2 separate regions of the Homo sapiens genome follow, and region 1 is linked to region 2. Evidence: read pairs that join two places in POLR2A ChIA-PET (ENCODE). Cell type or tissue: PC-3. All regions are shown on one strand. Each heading gives the region's core, and the rest is flanking DNA. Links, peaks and the distances in the headings are about the cores only. Region 1 overlaps LOC101928334 (a long non-coding RNA gene). Region 2 overlaps SLC30A7 (solute carrier family 30 member 7).

Region 1 (7,377 bases), core at 1,843-4,342, 230 kb before region 2:
AATGCCTTTTCCTACATTAGGAAATTTCTACTTCAGTATGAACTGGCTAATTGGCTCAAAAGTCACCTCCTGAACAAAACCTTCTCTTACTTCTTCCATGCTACTCCTGAATTCCCATTTTTACTATGACACCATTTACATGCCCAGGCTGTTGTTCTAACCCCGTTGCATTATATTTCCCCATTAGACTGTAAGCTTCTTGAGCAGTTTTTCACCTTTTGTATCTTGCACATTTGGCCACTCGATAAATGTTTGTTGAGTTGATTTGAATTAGAAGAAAATCACCAGATCTCTTCAGAAAGACACAAATAATGACTGGTTTAGGTAATCTAATGGTCTCAAAGAACACAGTACAAAATTGAATAAGTTGGAAGCCAAATATTTATTATTTGCTACTCTTTCATTTTTAATTGAAATATAACACTCACACAGAAAAGTGCCCCAAATTAGTGTATTACTCAATGAATCATCCCAAAATGCATAATTGATCATTAACAAAGTCAAGAAATAGAACATTGTCAGAAGCTCCTCCCATGTACATTTAAGCATCAATTTTTGTAGAGTATTTTCCTTTACACCAGAGACCTTATCTGAGCCTTTCAAAGTTATTCATTTCAAAGTATTCATTTCAAAGAAATGAATACTTGTCCACCCGGCTTTCATTATGGTCTATCGTGGTAGTTGATTGCCAGCCACTGTCACTGACGTGTATTTTCAAATCTTGTCATCTTTGTGAAGAAATATAGACATTTGGCACTCCACTTCTATGTCTTTATGACTCTTGTTTCCACGGGGCCCTACTTCTTCCTTTGTCTCCTTTTATTGTGTGTTCTTTAACCCCACACTCTTCCTCAATGAAACACTTTACCCACTTCCTGTCAACCATCTGACCTCGCTTCTCCTTATAACTCCTCCACTATTGAAAGCTTTTGAAAAACTCCAAAAGGAATTGAATTTTTGATGAGGACTTAAAATAAGATACAAATGTGATTTCTTCATTTGTTCAGACTGCAAAAGTTAAGGGAAATTAAAATATGAAGACGGGTCTATAACAGAGTAGAAAAGATGACAAATTTAGAGAAAATGATTTACTTTTCTGCGTGACAGGCAGAAGAATATAAAGAAACTGAAACCACTGGCAACCTCAAAAGGGTTAATTTTAAGAGTTGTACTCAGGAGACTTATGTCACAGTGATGGAAACAATGCTGCTACAGAAAGCTTCAAAGGTGCAAGTAACTGAAAATGCTATTTATTAGTCAGTTTAGAAGGAAGAAAATTAATAATCACAAGAACTGACTACTTCTCTGGAAATGTCTCATTTCTTTCTATGTCACTGTAAGTTAGCTTTCTCTTTTTTATTATTCTTAACGGTTCTTTCCATTTCTTGTCAGTGTCATGTCATTTGAAGAACTGATATTTGCTGAGATTTGTGAGTATAAGCCATTGCATGCAGGGAGTAAAAGTCTTCTCTTAAATCTTAATGAGGGCTGGGCACAGTGATTCATACATATAATACCAGCACTTTGGAGGCCAAGTGCTCCCAAAGCACTTGGCAGGAGGATCACTAGAGTCCAGGAGTTTGAGGCCGGCCTGGGCAACATAGGGAGAGCCTGTCTGTACCAAAATAATAAAAAACATTAGCTGGGTGTGGTGATGCACCTGTGGTCCTAGCTACTCAGGAGGCTGAGGAGCTACTCAGGAGGCTGAGACAGGTGATGCACCTGTGGTCCTAGCTACTCAGGGAGGATCACTTGACCCCAAGAGGTCAAGGCTGCAGTGAGCCTTGAAAAGATTAGGATCTTTCCATGGCACTCCAGCCTAGGGGAACAGAGTGAGGCCATCTAAAAAAAAAAAAATCCAAAAAAAAAAACCTTAGGCCAGGAGTGGTGGCTCACGCCTGTAATCCCAGCACTTTGGGAGGCCGAGGCAGGAGGATCACGAGGTCAGGAGATCGAGGCCATCCTGGCCAACGTGGTGAAACCCCATCTGTACTAAAACTACAAAAAATTAGCTGGGCATGGTGGCACATGCCTGTAGTCCCAGCCACTCGGGAGGCTGAAGCAGGAGAATCACTTGAACCCGAGAAGCGGAGGTTGCAGTGAGCTGAGATCGCACCACTGCATTCCAGCCTGGCGACAGAGGGAGACTCCGTCACAAACAAACAAACAAATCTTAATGAGATGCCTCTAATTATATTTTGAACTTAAAAAAATGTCCTGGTATATACGCTTCAGCTATTATATATAATGGCAATGCCCAACCTTTTTGGCACCAGGGACTGGTTTTGTAGAAGACAATTTTTCCACAGAGTGGGTTGGGGGAATGGTTTCAGGATGAAACCGTTCCACCTCAGATGATCAGGCATTAGATTCTCATAAGGAGAGCACAAACTAGATCTCTCGCATGCGCAGTTCACAATAGAGTTCCTGCTGCTATGAAAATCTAATGTCGCCCCTGATCTGACAGGAGGCAGAGCTCAGGCAATAATGCTGTCTCTCCCACCACTCACCTCCCACTGTGCTGCATGGTTCCTAACAGGCACTGACTGGTACCCATCTGTGGCCTGGGGGTTGGAGACCCCTGCTCGAGACTGTATTAATAAAAAGCCATTAAAAACCACATGACAAAAAGAGGAGATCTTTTCAGAAAGATTAAATTTTCCCATTTCTGTTTTAATATTTAGGGGAAAGATTTAAATCAGAAAGATCTTATGCACAAATAACCAGTAATGTTATTAAGACTAAGCTACATCATAAAAAAGTCCATAATACTATGCAGCCATAAAAAGCAACAAGATCATGTTGTTTGCAGGGACATGGATGGAGCTGGAAGCTGTTATTCTCAGCAAACTAATGCAGGAACAGAAAACCAAACATCGCATGTTCTCACTTATAAGTGGGAGCTGAAGGATGGGAACACATGGATATATGGTGCGGGGGAACAATACACGCAGGGGCCTGTGTTGGGGTAAAGGTTGGGGGAGAGCATCAGGGAAGAATAGCTAATGGGTGACAGACTTAATACCTAGGGGATGGGTTGATCTGTGCAGCCAACAAACATGACACACATTTACCTATGTAACAAACCTGCATATCCTGCATATGTACCCTGGGACATAAAATAAAAGTTGATGGAAAAAAAAATAAAAGAAATTCTATAATGTTTCTATGGTGTATGGTTAAGGAAGGCAAGTAAGACTCAAATTACAAGAATTAAATGGAAAGAATACAACATAAACACCCTTTTATCAAGTGAGCATCTACATATTATTTGTCTAGAACTATGGTATGAGCTTTAAGGCTGGACGTGGTGGCTCACGCCTGTAATCCCAGCACTTTGGGAGGCCAAGGCAGGCAGATCACCTGAGGTCAGGAGTTCAGGACCAGCCTGGCCAACATGGTGAAAACCCATCTCTACCAAAATACAAAAATTAGCCGGGTGTGGTGTCACATGCCTGTCGTCCCTGCTACTCAGGAGGCAGAGGCAGGAGAATCACTTGAACCCAGGAGGTGGAGGCTGCAGTAAGCCAAGAACGTGCCACTGCACTCCAGCCTGGGTGACAGAGCAAGACTCTCTCCCCCCCAAAAAAAAAAAAAAAAAAGAACTATGGTACTTTAGGAATACAAAAGAACCGTAATAAATGTTTCCTGTCCTGAGAAACAAACACTGATGTAAAAGATGTGTCTTCCCAAGTAACTATAGATAATAAAATCTTTAATTACATAGTACAGGCAATAAATGCAAGTCTGGAACACTATATATGTTAAATAGTCAGGTTATTTATTTTTGAAAATAATTTTGAAAATTGAACTGGGAATTCCTTTTCTCAAATGCTTACAGAATTATCCTCCCAGCAAGAGAACTTTTATAAAATAAAACTGCTATTACTATAAAATTCCATAGAAATTAAGCTAAAGAAACAACAAACAAAACTGAAATACAAAGTTCTACACTGAATTCTGATTAAAAAAAAAAAAACACAATAAATGAGCAAGCTCTGTTTCATGGTATGACTAAAATGGAATAGCATTAGGAAAACTGCCTCAGGAAGTCAGAACACAATATAAATCAGTAAGACTTTCCATACCTTTCTAGTTGCAGGAAATCTTAAAATATTACTCCATTCTGCCTGTGTGCAGCAAAGACAAGTTTCTAAAGCATTCAAAATATTTTATAAGGTATACGTTATGTGCTTTATTAAAGTAATAACTTGTGTGTTAACCTTATTTTTAAATGTCATTTTCAAAGAAAGAAGTCTTATCAAAATTGAATGAAAGAAGAAAACTACAAGAAAATGACCTAAAGGAAAGGGAATAAAAGAAAACAAGATCTTTTCTGGACGTTCAGTATTAAAAGTTTTCATGCTCATTGAAATGAAAATTACAAAATCAGAACTACATAGTAGATTTTGCAAGCATGCAGCCGGAAGTGTAAGGGCTGGTGGACTTTAGGGGCCTATGACTAGGAGACAGACTGGAAAACCAGAGACAGTACTGTGAACATAAGCTACCTTTGCCAAATAAATTCTGGAACTTACTTCTTGAACTGAGAAGTTCAGAGATGTTTTGGGACAGGACGCCAGACAGTTTGGAATGACTTACTTGATCTTACTGAAAAAAAAATACAATGTCTTTGATTACTCTTCTCAGAGTTAGTCTCATTTCCTACTTTAATTATTAAGGTTTTCCCTTTGCATATTATTGTATACTTGAACATTCATAATAATTCTTAATTTTTTCATAAAAATGTATTTATCTGCATGTATGTGTGTACGTGTGTGTTGTTTGTGCATGTGTGTCTCTATGTTTTTATAAATATCCCCTAAATAGATTGTGGTAGCTTGTTTCTTGTTTTCAGTTGGCTACCATCAATTTCTCTCCTCCCTGTATCTATCTATTGCTCTACTCCCTTGAATCTGGGCTCATTTGTGACAGATTTGCCAAATAGAATATAGTGGAAGTGACGCTGTATGACTTCCAACACTTCCCACACTTTGAAGCTTCTACCTGGGTCTCCTGGAATTCCTGGTCTTGAAATGCCACGCTGTTTGAAACCCAAGCCACACTATGGCTATGTGGAGAGACAAAAGAGGGAGAAATCCTGACCAGCCCACAGGTATTCTAGCTATTCTAGTCTAGGAGCCAGGCATGTGAGTAAAGAAGCTTTCAGAATTCCAGCCTCATCTGTCATATTTCTGCAACCATTTGAAGGACACAAAAGTGAGTAACGCTCAGCTTCGTCAACCCCCAGAAAAATGGAACATAACAATAAATGACTGTTTTAAGCTACTAAGTTTTGGTGTGGTGTGTTACACACAGCAATAAATAACTGGAACATACAATAGACATCCGAAGACAGACCTAACATTTCTTACTTACGTCATAATGCTATAAAATTCATCACCACTCTGTCATTCCAGAAATGTAACTAAATTCTTATATCTATCATATATTTAGCTGAACAATATCACTTTACTCCACTTATTTCATTGGTCACAAAAATACATTTTTACATTTTGTTGAAATTTTTAAGGGCTATAAAATGATACAATAAAAGTAATACATGTATGTAACACAGAAGTTTATATTAATAAAAATGGTTATACATTCTTTTAAAATTGACTTCATTTTATTTATTTATTTATTTATTTATTTATTTATTTATTTATTTATTTAGAGATGGAGTCTCACTCTATTGCCAGGCTGGAGTGCAATGGCGTGATCTCGGCTCACTCAACCTCTGCCTCCCGGGTTCAAGTGATTCTCTGCCTCAGCCTCCCAAGTAGCTGGGATTACAGGCGCCTGCTACCATGCTGGGCTAATTTTTGTATTTTTAGTAGAGACAGGGTTTCACCATCTTGGCCAGGCTGCTCTTGAACTCCTGACCTCGTGATCCACCCTCCTCGGCCTCCCAAAATTCTGGGATTACAGGCGTGAGCCACCATGCCCGGCCAACATCTACTATTAACGTCTCCCACCAGAGTACATTTGTTCCAACCAATGAACTACACTGACACATCATAATCACTCAGTCCATAATGTACATTAGAGTTGACTTTTGGTGTACATTTTACAGGTTTTGACAAATGCATAATGACATGTACCCACCATTATAGTATAATACAGACTAGTTTCCCTGCCCTAAAAATTTGATGTGCTCTGCCTGTTTATCCTTTCCTCCCTGCAATCCCTGGCAGCCGTTGATCTTTTCATTGTCTCCATGGCTTGCCCTTTCCAGAATGCCATGTAGCTCGAATCATACAGTCATGCAGCCTTTTCACACTGGCTTCTTTTACTTAGTGGCATGCATTTGAGGTTCCTCCATGTTTCATTGCTTGATTATTCATTTTGAAAAAATACTGTCACATTTTCTTATACTTCACTCATTCCTTAATCCTTTCAAATTTCGTTTCTGTCCTCACCCTTCTATGGAACCCTGTGCTCTTAAAGGTCACGAGACTTCCTACTCATAAAATCTAGAGCCTTTTCTGCGGCACTGAATATTGCTGCCCACTACTTCTTTAAATCCATGTTTTTGTGAAATTGTTCTTTTGCTTCTCCTTAGCTCTCTCTGCTGATTCCTTCCTTTCTACACTCTTCAAGTATAAGTATTTCCCAACTTCAGGAAATACAAGTATTTCCTTGGCCTTCTCTCTACTACCTACTACCATCTTGGCATCTCTTTCTTTCATGCCCACATTATCTGAAATATCTAACAATTATGATAGTCTGTCTTGCTTCTTATATTCAACCAGTTATCCAATTGCATCAATTTTCCCTTCATTACATTTTAAAACTGTCCCTTCTTTCCATTTCTTCTATTTCATTCCCAGTTAGGAAACTCATTAATTCTTGTTTAGATAATGGCAATGGAGTCCTAGCCAATATATTTCTGCTTTAAGCCTACTTTCTTCAAGCCCATTTTATTCAGTCCTGCCAGATTAATTTTCCTGAACTGCTTTGCTGATTAATGCCTACTTTTCTGTCATTTGAAGTATAAATGTATATTTATCATATTAATAGTATAAGGATGGAACAATTGACATTATAATGATGATGAGACAGCTGTTGTTTTTATACATAAAGCAATTATTAATAATTTACAAATAGATAAAAATAGTGAAATACAGTTGACCCATGAATCCTTTGAATAACATGGGTGTTAGGTGTGCCGACTTCTACATGGTCAATTACCCATGTATAACTTTTAGATCCGCCCAAAATTAACTACTAGTAGGCTACTGTTGACCAGAAGCCTTACCAATGACATAAACAGTTAATTAACACATATTTTGTATATTGCATGTATTATATACTGTATTCTTACAATAAAGTAAGCTAGAGAAAGTAAAATATTATGAAAATCATAAGAAAAAA
Region 2 (7,377 bases), core at 1,624-4,123:
CAATTGCTTCAAAGAGAATAAAATACCTAGGAATCCAACTTACAGGGGATGTGAAGGACCTCTTCAAGGAGAACTACAAACCACTGCTCAATGAAATAAGAGGACACAAATGAATAGAAGAACATTTCATGCTTGTGGATAGGAAGAATCAATATCATGAAAATGGCCATACTGCCCAAGGTAATTTATAGATTCAATACCATTCCCATCAAGCTACCAAGGACTGTCTTCACAGAATTGGAAAAAACTACTTGAAAGTCCATATGGAACCAAAAAAGAGCCCGCATTGCCAAGACAATCCTAAGCAAAAAGAACAAAGCTGGAGGCATCACGTTACCTGACTTCAAACTATACTATGAGGCTACAGTAACCAAAATAGCATGCTACTGGTACCAAAACAGAGATATAGACCAATGGAACAGAACAGAGGCCCCAGAAATAATACCACACATCTACAACCATCTGATCTTTGACAAACCTGAAAAAAACAAGAAATGGGGAAAGGATTCCCTATTTAATAAATGGTGCTGGGAAAACTGGCTAGCCATATGTAGAAAGCTGAAACTGGATCCTTTCCTTACACCTTATACAAAAATTAATTCAAGATGGATTAAAGACTTAAATGTTAGACCTAAAACCATAAAACCCCTAGAAGAAAACCTAGGCAATACCATTCAGGACATAAGCATGGGCAAGGACTTCATGACTAAAACACCAAAAGCAATGGCAACAAAAGCCAAAAGAGACAAATGAGATCTAATTAAACTAAAGAGCTTCTGCACAGCAAAAGAAACTACCGTCAGAGTGAACAGGCAACCTACAGAATGGGAGAAAATTTTTGCAATCTACCCATCTGACAAAGGGCTAATATCCAGAATCTACAAAGAACTTAAAACAAATTTACAAGAAAAAAACAACCCCATCAAAAAGTGGGAGAAGGATATGAACAGACATTTCTCAAAAGAAGACATTTATGCAGCCAACGGACACATGAAAAAATGCTCATCATCACTGGCCATCAGAGAAATGCAAATCACAACCACAATGAGATACCATCTCATGCCAGTTAGAATGGCGATCATTAAAAAGTCAGGAAACAACAGATGTTGGAGAGGTTGTGGAGAAATAGGAACGCTTTTACACTGTTGGTGGGAGTGTAAATTAGTTCAACCATTGTGGAAGACTGTGGCGATTCCTCAAGGATCTAGAACTAGAAATACCACTTGACCCAGTGATCCCACAAAGGATTATAAATCATGCTACTATAAAGACACATGCACACGTATGTTTATTGTGGCACTATTCACAATAGCAGACTTGGAACCAACCCAAATGTCCATCAATGATAGACTGTATTAAGAAATTGTGGCACATATACACCGGGGAGTAGGGGGTGGGGGGAGGGATAGCATTAGGAGAAATACCTAATGTAAATGAGGAGTTGATGGGTGCAGCAAACCAACATGGCACATGCATACCTATTTAACAAACCTGCAAATTGTGCACATGTACCCTAGAACTTAAAGTATAACAAAATAAAAAATAAATAAATAAAAAAACTAAAGAACCAAAAGGAGCCAATTTTTTTTTCTTTTTGCAGCTAGTAAGTTAAAAAATCTCAATATGCTTTTCACGTTTTTGACTTACTTTTCTTTGAAGGGCTAAATATGTGGATGATTCCAAAGTCAAAAATATTTTAAAAACATATTCTGTCTGGGTATGGTGTCTCACACCTATAATCCCAGCACTTTGGGAGACTGAGGAGGGTGGATTTCTTGAGTCCAGGAGTTTGAGACCAGCCTGGACAACATGGCAAAACCCCATCTCTACAAAAATTAGCCAGGCGTGGTGGTGTGCACCTGTAGTCCTAGCTACTTGGGAGGCTGAAGTAGGAGGATGGCTTGAGGCCAGGAGGCAGATGCTGCAGAGACTGTGCCACTGCCCTCACTCTAGCCTGGGTGACAGAGCCAGACCCTGTCTCGAAAAAATATATAAATAAAATAAAATGAAAATTCAAAGTCTCACTTCTAATCCCTTTCCTCTGCCGAAAAGGTAACTATATTTGCTTTTGATTTATTCTTCCAGTGTTTCTTTTCAAAATTATATGAAAACATTTAGATTATATGCATGTCTCTTCTTCTTATATAAAAGGTAGCAGTGCTTTTATATAGTTTATGCTATAAACCTATATATCATGTGCTACATATTAAGTGCTATCTTGTTTTCTTAATAATATTCTTGAAAATCATACCACATTACCACATAAAGATCATCTTTATTCTCCTTTTTAAGGTTGCACAGAACTGCTTTACTGATGATGTAATATTACAAAATACATATTTGGTCTTTGACCCATTTCCTGATATACAGCTCTTAAAATCCTTGGACTCTCTAAAGTGATGTCTTTCTAATGAGTTGACTGATGGCTGGCAGCCTGTAGGTAGCTTCAGGATGTGGGCTGGTCATGCAGAAAGATCAAGGCATGATTAGAAAGATCCAGATAGGGAGAGCGGCTGAAGGTTAAGTTGATCACCAATGGCCAATTAATCAATCATGCCTATGTAATGAAGCCTCCATAAAAACCCAAAAGGACAGGGTTTGGGAAGCTTCCAGATAGCTGAAGACATGAAGTTTCCTGGAGTGTGGCTCACCTAGAAATGACATGGAAGCTCTATCCTTCCCCCATACCTCACCCCATGCATCTCTTCCTCTGTATCCTTTGTTATGTCCTTTATAATACGCTAGTAAACATGCTTCCCTGAGTTCTGTGAGCTGCTTTAGTAAATTAATCGAATCCAAGGAGGGGGTTGTGGGATCCCCAGTTTATAGCCGGTCAGTCAGAAGCACAGGCAAACTAACCTGGGGTTTGCAAATGGCATCAGAAGTGGGATCCCTCAACCTGTGAGATCTCACACTGTCTCCAGGCAGTGTCAGAATTGAACTGAATTAGAGGATACTCAGCTACTGTCTGCTGGAGAACTGATTGTGTGAAAATAAGTAATTCAAAATCTAAGCTGTTGGAACTTCAAAACATTTTGAGCCTTAAAGGAATGTGATTATAGGACCTCAGTCACGTAACAGGGAACTGTAACCACTGTTTCTCTGATTAGATTTGCCTTCTCTCTTACCCACATAGTTTTATAAAATGTTGTAAATGATTAAAGGGCACCTAGGCAGCCCCATTCTCTCTTCACTGTAGATTAACTGCCCTTTTACTTTTTTCATACACAGACTATCATGTCTAAGATGAAATGTTAAAAACACTCTTTTAAATTGAAAAGGAAATGAAAGCAAGCTGTAACTCATTAGATTGTTATAACTCATAAACCAGCCTTGCATAGAAAATGCTATAACCCTAATACATTTGTTTTCTGCCTGTATAAGCAAGAACTTAACTTTTAATTTGGGAGCACAGACTCCATTTCTCTGGAGTTTGTGTTTCCCAGATGGCCATTCTCAGCTTTTCACTTGAATAAAGCTAGACTCTGATTCTTTCGATTATTTCAGGTTAACACTTGCTTGGTGTCTGGGGAAAAAACCCCACACATTTCACAGAAGTCTACTGTGTTGATTGTTGCTGGGTGAGAGAACAGAAAAAGCACTTTGAGTGTTTTTTCCATAGAGATGGCCATTTGTGTTCTTTCCAATCTTTTGCTATTACAAATAAAGGCACAAAGAATGACTTTACAGATATGTTCTTTTATATTTTTTGCAAATTTGCCTTTGGGATATATTCCCAAAAGTGTGATTGCTTAATTAAAGGTATATGCATATTTAATTTTGCTAGACATTGCCCAATTCCTCTGAGTTAATACTATTCTCATTCCTATCAGCAAAGTATGAGAGTACCTATTTTACCCATAGCCTTGCCAAAAGATTATGCAAACCTTTGGACATTTATCTACTGATGGGTAAGAAGTGGTGTCTCAATGCAGTTTTAATTTCTATTTCTTCCTTATACGTTGAGCTAAACTACTCTTCTAAAAGTTGTTTGTGCTTCCTGCCAGAGGATGCCGTCAAGGAGGCATTGTTAAAATCTCTCTTCCCACTGCCGTCACGTCGCAGTCAGTTTTCTAAAGAGCCCGAATGGCTGTGGAAGCTCTTCATTTTCATTGGAGGGTTGGCTTTGAAACAAAGCTGAGGAAGATCTGAGGAGCCATTCCGAGCAATGGGGAACACTCACAGAGTGTGTGGTAATGGGAGATCCAAACACCAGGCACTCCAGGGGCCTTGGGTTTGTCACGTATGCCACTCCAGGGGCTTTGGGTTTGTCACGTATGCCACTGTGGAGGAGGTAGATGCAGTCATGAATGCAAAGCTACACAAGGTGGATGGAAGAGTTGTGGAACCAAAGAGAGCTGTCTCAAGAGAAGACTCTCAGAGACCAGTGCCCACTTAACTGTGAAAAAGATATTTGTTGCTGGCATTAAAGAGTATACTGAAGAACATCACCTAAGAGATTATTTTAAACAGTATGGAAAAACTGAAGTGATTGAAATCATGACTGACCAAGGCAATGGCAAGAAAAAAGGCTTTGCCTTTGTAAGCATGACTGTGGATAAGACTGTCATTCTGAAATACCATACTGTGAATGGCCACAATTGTGAAATTAGGGAAGCTGTGTCAAATCAAGAGATGCCTAGTGCTTCATCTAGCCGAAAAGGGTGAAGTGCTTCTGGAAACTTTGGTGGTGGTTGTGGAGGTGGTTTTGGTGGGAATGGCAATTTTGGTTGTGGTGGAAACTTTAGTGGTCATGGTGGCTTTGGTGGTAGCTCTGGTGGTGGTGGATATGGTGGCAGTGGGATGGTTAAAATGGATTTTGTAATAATGGAAGCAAATTTGGAGGTGCTGAAAGCTACAATGATCTTGGCAATTACAACAGTCTTCAAATTCTGAACCCATGAAGGAAGGAAACTTTGGTGGCAGAAGATCTGGCCCCTATGGTGGTGGAGGCAAATTCTTTTCTAAACTATGAAACCAAGGTGGCTGTGGCAGTTCCAATAGCTGCAGAAGCTATGGCAGTAGCAGATTTTAATTACTGCTAGGAAATAAAGTTTAGCAGGAGAGAAGAGCCAGAGAAGTGACAGGGAAACTACAGGTTACAACGGATTTGTGAATTCAGCCAAGCACAGTGGTGGCAGGGCCTAGCTGCTACAAAGAAGACATGTTTTAGACAGTATTTGTGTATATGGGCAAAAAACATGAAAACTATATTTGTGATTAATTATGTAACAATTAATAACAGGTTATCTTAGTTTATGTTCTGTGGAAAGTGTAAAACAGTCCACTGAAGGGTTTTAATATAAGATTTTATTTTTTGCATCCATGCTGTTGATTGCTAAATGTTATAGTCCGATCATGACACTGAATGTGTCTTTAAAAATAAATTAATTAATCACATTAAATTTGTATTTCTTTTCCTGTAACTTAAATAAACTTATACTTTTACCCAGTTTTCTATCAGGAAGTTAGTCTCTTAATTAAATTACATTTTTATTTTTAGAAGCTCTCTTTATATTAGAAATGTTAGTCCTTCATGATCTAAGTGGCCAATACTTACTCTAATTTATTGTGTCTTGTGACTTTCCTTATGATGCTTTCTTCTTATGCCAAAATTCTTCTTTTTAAAAATGTAGCTTAATTCATTAATCTTTTCTCTTACTGATTTTCTAGTTTTGAGCCACAGCTACCCCTTAATATTCTCATGCTACCGTAAATATTTCAGCCATGCCTTCTTTTAATACTAGCATGGTTTCATGTTTTACTTTTAAAACACTAACCCATTTGAAATGTTTCCGGGTATATAGTATAACATAGAGCTCTAAATTTATCTTTTTCCAAATGGCTATCCAGTTTTTAGGGAAGCCATCTTTTTTCCACTGATTTGAGGTGCTGTCTTTATCATTAGTAAGCCACTATATATATATAAACCCATCTCTGGACCTCCTAATCTGCTCCATTAGTCTTCTTGCTCTTTCAGGTATCTCATTATGTTCATTACAAAGGCTTTATATTTTACATCTTCTTTTCCAGGATTTACTTGGCTATTCCTCCTGTTTGTTTTTTCCTTATAAACTTTAAAATCAATTTTTACTACTTCCTCCTCAGAATAAAAGGACCTACTGGTATTTTTATTTGAATATTTTAAAACTTTTATAAATAAACACAAAAAGCATTGACATGTTGCTGTTTTTTTTTTTTTTAGACGGAGTCTCACTCTGTTGCCCAGGCTGGAGTGCAGTGGCACGATCTCAGCTCACTGCAAGCTCCACCTCCTGGGTTCATGCCATTCTCCTGCCTCAGCCTCTCAAGTAGCTGGGACTACAGGTGCCCACCACCATGCCCAGCTAATTTTTTGTATTTTTTTTTTTTTTTTTAAGTAGAGACAGGGTTTCACTGTGTTAGCCAGGTTGGTCTCGATCTCCTGACCTCGTGATCTGCCCACCCTGGCCTCCCAAAGTGCTGGGATTACAGGCGAGAGCCACCGCGCCCGGCCAGCTGATTCTTCAAAAATGTCATAGTTGACAAAAAAGGCTCTGTTCGAGTCGACTTCTGTGTTTTTTAAAGGGTTTAAATTCCTTGTGTAAATTTTACTCATTTAACCTCTACGTTATCTTTGTTGTTGCTACTGAAGAGGTGTCTTCTCTTTAATTACATCATTCAGTTGGAATTTGTTTATATATATAAAGAACATTGATTTTTGCATATCAATCTTATATCTGTAACTTTGCTAAATTGTCTGTCATAGTTTTCCCATCAACTTTCACGGGCTTTACAGACATATAATTATACACTTGGCATTAAAAAAACCATTGCTCCAATTTCTAAGTCTCAAATACTTTCTCTTGTTTAATGTTACTGGCTAATGATCACTAATACTATGTTAAATAGCAGAGGCAACAGAGAGAATCCTTGTCTAGTTCCCTATTTTGGTAGTAATGCCTCTAGTGTTACACCTTAAGAAAGGGATTTAGACTTTAGGGCTGTGATGCATGTAATTTATCATGTTAAGGAATTATCTATTGATTTACACATGGCCATAAACATGGGAACAACAGACTCTGCAGACTACTAGAGAGAGGAGGGAGTGGGGGATGGGCTGAAAAACTACCTATTGGGTACTATACTCTCTCTACCTGGGTGCAATATACCCATGTAACAATCCTGCACATGTACCCCTTCTATCTAAAATAAAAGCTGAAATTGAGAGACAGAGACATTATTCCAGGTAAGCCTGATTTAATCAGATGCAAAGCCCTTAACAGATAGACTGGAGCTCTCCCTGAGATCAGATGCTCTCTTGCTGACCTTGGAAAGGTAAGCTGCTATGTGTTACACAGCTATAATGAAACAAATTCTGCCAACAGCCATATAAGC

Evidence for each region. ChIA-PET counts read pairs that join two places held together with the same protein. Peaks named below come from ENCODE experiments on the same cell type or tissue, not always from the same donor. Only the 100,000 strongest peaks of a DNase experiment are listed, where the experiment ranks them.
Region 1: POLR2A ChIA-PET joins it to region 2 with 14 read pairs; 4 of 35 experiments call an interaction of 5 or more read pairs at or near these places.

The regions. Positions count from the first base shown.
Region 1 is chr1:101,172,762-101,180,138 of GRCh38, reverse strand. LOC101928334 (a long non-coding RNA gene) reads right to left here. Exons shown (of 4, transcript XR_426738.4): 4 at 3,584-4,611. Among named protein-coding and RNA genes, the nearest start is that of S1PR1-DT, 60 kb to the left of the region's middle. In PC-3, for the core only: no CTCF peak of the experiment used is centred there; no DNase peak of the experiment used is centred there; H3K27ac peaks cover 832 bases.
Region 2 is chr1:100,938,674-100,946,050 of GRCh38, reverse strand. The region is part of intron 8 of SLC30A7 (solute carrier family 30 member 7); the gene reads right to left. It also overlaps the pseudogene HNRNPA1P68. Among named protein-coding and RNA genes, the nearest start is that of SLC30A7, 46 kb to the right of the region's middle. In PC-3, for the core only: no CTCF peak of the experiment used is centred there; no DNase peak of the experiment used is centred there.